Regions from separate parts of the Homo sapiens genome. Here region 2 is linked to region 1. Evidence: chromatin contacts called from ENCODE Hi-C or POLR2A ChIA-PET data. All regions are on one chromosome and are shown on one strand. The core of a region is the stretch at or near the end of the contact, and the rest is flanking DNA. Distances in the headings are between cores, read along the strand shown.

What was found. A loop is a pair of places that touch in the nucleus more often than their neighbours do. ChIA-PET counts read pairs that join two places held with the same protein, here RNA polymerase II (POLR2A). Pooled maps may share reads with other maps.
Region 2: a loop to region 1 is called in a pooled map, with 3 times the contacts of the local background. The contact joins two enhancer-like sites. A Hi-C loop is called at or near these places in 3 of 168 maps with a recorded cell type or tissue (GM12878, naive thymus-derived CD4-positive, alpha-beta T cell and natural killer cell), 30 of 37 single-sample maps with no recorded cell type and 17 of 50 pooled maps. POLR2A ChIA-PET finds 5 or more read pairs at or near these places in 16 of 52 experiments (GM10248, GM12878, HEK293 and 8 more).

The regions. Positions count from the first base shown.
Region 1 is chr14:72,442,684-72,445,685 of GRCh38, reverse strand. The region is part of intron 3 of RGS6 (regulator of G protein signaling 6); the gene reads right to left. Among named protein-coding and RNA genes, the nearest start is that of MIR7843, 73 kb to the left of the region's middle. Within about 2 kb of position 1,370, at least 2 of the 41 ENCODE cell types and tissues checked have a DNase peak (open chromatin) inside an H3K27ac peak, as active enhancers do; they include GM12878, where a contact is called at or near this core.
Region 2 is chr14:72,476,205-72,479,004 of GRCh38, reverse strand. It overlaps RGS6 (regulator of G protein signaling 6), which reads right to left. Exons shown (of 18, transcript NM_001204424.2): 11 at 2,165-2,263; 12 at 676-737. Among named protein-coding and RNA genes, the nearest start is that of MIR7843, 39 kb to the left of the region's middle. RefSeq lists an enhancer at 1,998-2,207. Within about 2 kb of position 1,269, at least 2 of the 41 ENCODE cell types and tissues checked have a DNase peak (open chromatin) inside an H3K27ac peak, as active enhancers do; they include GM12878, where a contact is called at or near this core.

The sequences.
Region 1 (3,002 bases), core at 121-2,620:
TTGTATTCAAATACACATCATAATACATAAACACCCACACATGTATATTCAGTATGTTTTAAATTTTTCCTCAATTGTTTTGTGGCCCTTGAAAACATCATCACAATCTAGTACCAGACATCATATAGGCAGTTTACAAACACTGCCTTAGAGGAAAGGTTCAGGGTCTTTCACCCACTGATACTGTTAAAAAAAAAAAAAAAATCACATCTTTTTGCCTGTAATCCCAGCACTTTGGGAGGCCAAGGCAGGTGGATTGCCTGAGGTCAGGAGTTCGAGACCAGCCTGGCCAACATGGTGAAACCCTGTCTTTACTAAAAATACAAAAATTAGCTGGGCATGGTGGCAGGTGCCTGTAGTCCCAGCTACTTGGATGACTAAGGCAGGAGAAGTGCTTGAACCTGGGAGGCGGAGGTTGTAGTAAGCCGACTGCACCACTACACTCCAGCCTGGGCGACAGCATGAGACTCCGTCTCAAAAAACAAAACAAAACAAAACAAAACAGAGAAATCTCAACAAATTACTACTTAAACAAATATTAGGTAGCAATTCAAAGCCTCCTCCTTTTCCTTATTAAAAACTGGCTGTCACTGGGAAGAGGACAGCAGGCAGAAGGAAAGGTAAAGTCTTCAGCTCTTTACCTCCAGGCTGAGAGACACTCACTGGCCCCCTCCCACCTTTTTGGCCTGTCCTCGCTGCTCAACTGGCTTCCAGACTGCAGGGTGAGCCTGCTTTTTGACTGGCTTTTGTCCAGCGGATAATTTTCCCTTCTTAACAGGCAGGTCTCTGAGTCATTCTGACGTGGTCTTGAACAGGTGGGAGGCATTACATCCAGACACAGCAAATACGATTTTGGGCCCAGTGATCCCTCAAGCATCCTGCCATATGCACTCCTAAACCAGGGGTCATCAACCTGGGGTCTTCTCCCAGGTTGGCCAGATCAGCTTGCTGGCCTCCATGGGTATATGACAACGGCACCCCGTGGTGACCCACAGAAGGAAAGCGAAGGACTTAGCTGTAGCTGGGATGGAGAAGGAGGAATCTCAGGTTTCTCCTGATATTTTGCCTCAAGAACTGGAAACTGATCTGGGAGTAGATCCCACGCTGAGGGAGAAGACCCCAGACCGAGAAAGGATGGGCTCATCTATTTGAATGAAACAGAGAAGCTTGAAAAAGCCAAGATAAAGCAATTCCTGAAACGTCCAGGACTAGAAGACCTGCAGCGAAGGCCTGGGGAGATGGGGCAGGAGAGACAATCAGCTGCGGGGAAGCCCTTGGCCACTGTTCTCCCCCAAGCCCCATCCCCCCTCACCTCCCTCCCACTCAGACTGTGCACTTCCCCATTCTCTGATATTTAAAGCTTTCCTGTGCATTATGAAAAATAATAGGGGCCAGGAGACCCAGCGAGGTTATTACCAACTCATAAATCAACCAGGAGGCTCTGAGGGCTGTGGCGAGGTGTCTGAAATGGGTTCCCCTGGTTTGTTATCTCACCTGAGCCCCCACAATTGATTCATAACCTCATAACCCTCCCACATCCGAATCCCAAGTCTTATATCTAATTGTCAGCAGCCGAGTACATGATTTGCAAGAGGATGTGGGCAGCAGCAGACGTGGGGGTGGAGGAGAGATTAGTTTTGTCAATCAAAAGCGTCCAGGGCAAGGGGAGAGTGTGCGGGATTTAGCTCAACAATCAGCTTATTAAATGGAGGCTGGGTATGGGCTACATTGATTAGGCCTCAGTGCAGGAAGATGGAGGATCGTTGCCACTGTGGACATCGTTTCTGTTCCCCGAGGGTGGCTGTCACTGATGACTGCCTTCCACTCAATCCAAAGGCAGAAATAAGAATCGAATAAGCAGAGCTGCAGCTTTGGGAGAGAAGTGATCTAATGTCAGGTGCCCAGTAGCACCCACCAGAGAGCATGACAGATGTTTCGAGGGCAGCTGAGCATATTTCTGGGATGGCTGGGAGGGACCTGATGGCTGGCAGGCTTGGGGGTTTTATTACCTTCCAGTGGTGTCTAACGGTCACTTCATTTGTGCAAATTTGAATCTGAAAAGTAGTGTATGAACATTTTATATTGAAAATAATCTAGGGGGCTAAGGCTTTCTTGAGGACAGCAGGAGAGGCAAGGGGTCATCTTTCAGATGCCAGGGCTGCAGGCCATAGTTACTCACCAGGACTGTGATCAGCCTAACCACAGGGTTAGCACAGCAACACTGCTAGCACTTCCACAGCATGTGCTGAGATTGAAAGTCTGCAAAGCACACTGAAGTCTGCCACCACTTTGGAACGGAGGAGGTCTGCACAGCAGGGTGTGTGAGTAAACCAGGTTTCAAGCATGGTCTGGGACATACAAGTTCTTGAGCAAAGATCTTACGGGTATAGTGCTCTGAACCTCAGTTTACCCATCTGCAAAATGGGGCCAGCCCTAGAGTCTACCTCAGACTCTGTTCTGTGAGAGTTTGAAATGAGGAAATGTAGGTAAAGACATTTAGCAGTCTCTGACACTTACCCTCCCTCCTTTTCCATCAAGTATCCCTTCCATCTGCCGAAACTGGAAGCTGTCTTGGAGCTGATCTCCTGGTGGAGATTCCTAAGTTATAATTTAGCCTTTCTGCCCCATCTCCCCAGGCCTTTGCTACAGGTTTTCCAGCCCTGGACGGTTCAGGAATTGCCCTACCTTGGGTCTTCCAAGCTTCTCTGTTTTCAATCAAATAGATGAGCCCATCCTTTCTTGGTCTGGGGCCTTCTCCCTCAGTGTGGGATCTACTCCCAGATCAATTTCCAGTTCTTGAGGCAAAATATGACGAGAAGCCTGAGATTCCTCTTTCTCCATCCCAGCTACAGCTAAGCCCTTTGCTTTCCTTCACCCATAGGAGTGGCCAGGAGGCACACGGCTTGGGTATGAATCCAGGCTCCCCTCCCACCAGCTCTGTGACCTTCCATCCTTCAGTTTCTGTAGAATACGATAGAAGTGCAGTCTGAGAGAGTGGACAT
Region 2 (2,800 bases), core at 20-2,519, 33 kb before region 1:
AGCTGCCTGGTTAGATTTATTCCATATAGATTCCCCATGTGGTCTCCCATCTTCACGGAAGAGTTAAAAAAACAGACCATTTAGTTGATAAAATTGAGTCTCCCATGAGTTAACGGAGTGGAACTAGCTACTGGTGCAGAATGAAGCACACACACCGCTGTGGAAGCCAGGCTGGAGGGGCCAAATATTTTCTTTACAGCTGATTCGATGCAGTTCAGTGGTTGATGGCGTGTGGAGGCGGAACACTTCCCGATGATCCAGTCCCCTCCTGTCTATGCAGCCAGCACCTCAAAGGACACACATAATTTCTTTTCCCCTATAAAGTGAATCTGGGCATTTTATAGCTGAAAGGGGAGCAATTTCCATTTGAATTAATCCAGAGGCTGAAGGCAAAGGTGCATTATGTAGCTTTAAAGGACATTCTTCCTTGATTGACAAGGTCCCGTGGCCACCCCCTGTAAAGCCTTAGCAACGGAACATTTCTTGACATCACTCAAGGGAGGTCTGTTATCTTAGTTATACTCACATGGAGCCTGTGGGTTTTTCTGCACCCCAGTCTAAGGAATAACTACAGTCTAACTCTTGGCATTGAACACATTCGTTAACCATAACCCTGTAACATTTCTTCCCTGTTAAATTAGAAGAAAGTAGTAATATTATTAAAGGAAAACATACCTTTCAGCCACTTTGGACATTTTCAAACAATGTCTGTCGATCTGTGCGTTCAAAAATGTTATCTGGGAAAATAGAGAACACAGATGTTAAGACCAAACTAAAATTATTTTTTTCCCCTCGCTCCACAAACCCAAATCCTGCATTTCCACCAAGATCCAAATACCTCCTCTGGCCAGACATCTCCAACTCCCTCAGCTCTGCCCTCCAGCAAATTACTTGTGCCTCTGGACATCCCTATCATACAAGATTCATATTCTGCAATTTAGCCTTTGTCTCATCTCCTCCTATACTGTGGTGTGATTTAAGTCTTGCTTTCCAAAATTTAAAGGCAATGTATTTTCTACGTAGCTTAGCAACAGCATGGACAGGTGAAATGTGCCCCATAAATACCTGTTTTGAACAATCCCCAGTGACCCCTCCTCTGCCCACCTTTCACAGGCACGTCACACCCATGTCCTTGGCATGCTTGACTGGAATCATCAAATAGCTTTTTTTCTGTGTGGTTTTTTTTTCTTTTTTTCTTTTTTTTTTTTGAGACAGAGTCTCATTCTGTTGCCTAGGCTGGAGTGCAGCGGCATGATCTCAGCTCACTGCAACCTCCACCTCTCAGATTCAAGTGATTCTGCTGTCTCAGCCTCCCGAGTAGCTGGGATTATAGTCACACGCCACCAAGCCCGGCTAACTTTTTTCTATTTTTAGTAGAGATGGGGTTTCATCATATTGGTCAGCCTGGTCTCAAACTCCTTACCTCAGATGATCCACCTGCCTCAGCCTCACAAAGTGCTGGGATTACAGGTGTGGGCCACCGAGCCCCGAGCCCCGCCAAATAGCTTTTTTTTTTCATATATCCATTACCTCTTACCCATCAGATAATAAACTTGTCAAGGGCAAGCACCTCAAAGTTTACTCCTTTGGGTTTTGCCCTCTAGGAACCAGCAAGGCATAATATAAACAGTAGGTTGCTTTGTTACCAGTAAATATCAGAAGGAAGTAATATAATTAGCCATTGTCTGTTGACCTGGGCTGCTCATCATGAAAGAAAATAACATTCAACCAAGTAATGCTGAAATGGCATTGGGAGTAGAGCTTTATTTATTCTTAAACTTTCCTTTCAAATCACAGCAATAAAGTAGACCATCCTGAGCTGGTGCATTCCAATTATAAGGACTGTGTGACATGAGCCCCCTCCTTCCTCCAGCTCCCACAGCGGACTGTGGGAAACCCCATTACAGCAGTTACCCCAAGGCATGGGATGACTCATTTACGCCCTTTTCTAGTAACTGCTGGAGGAACTGGGTAGAGAATTCTTTCTCTCAAGCTTCCGTGGCTTGTTCACACACAGCACTTAAAAGGTTCAATCACCCACAGCTGGGTTCCACTGTGGTTTCCAGGAACTCAAAGCTTGCTCAATCTTCAGAGTTGAACATTTGAAAGGGTTTTTAAACTGGCCACGTCTCCTCCTGAGAGTGCAAGCTGTCAATTCATTCACCTGTTTCCGGATGTCCTCTTTTGTTGTTTTCCTGATTGGTTGGCTGAGTACATGCACCGGGCTCTGTGCCTGGGACTCTTCAGTCACGCCATACACGGACTAGGAGAAGAAGCAAGCACAGAGGATCATCCACCCACAGAATTGGAGGGTGGCTTAGGGGTCAGCTAGTCCAATGACTCATCCAATTTCGTGAATCCCCTCATGACAATAAGAGATTGGTCTCTGCTTTTATTTCTTCAATGATGAGAATGCTGCCTCTTAAGGCATGTCATCTCATCTTTGGGGTACCACTATAACCCAAATCCTATCTTTTATTGGGCTGAAAATAGCCTCCTTGTATCTCAGTGTTTCTCCAAATATGGTCCATAGACCACCTGCAAAGAATCACCTGGGTGTGCTTGGAAAAGACACGTTGCTGAGTATCCCCTCGCCCCCTGGACTTACTGCATCAGAATCTTTGTGGGTGGGTTTGGAAATCTGCACTTTTATCAAATGCCCCAAATGATTCTGAATAAAGAAAGTTCAAGAGCCACTGCCAAAGAGTATGCACAAAAGATCCCCTCTACATTTCCGTTGGTCAGCAGATTCCCATCTGGTACAAAACTGGGATGGCAGCATTTCAGGGTTTCCCTTTCA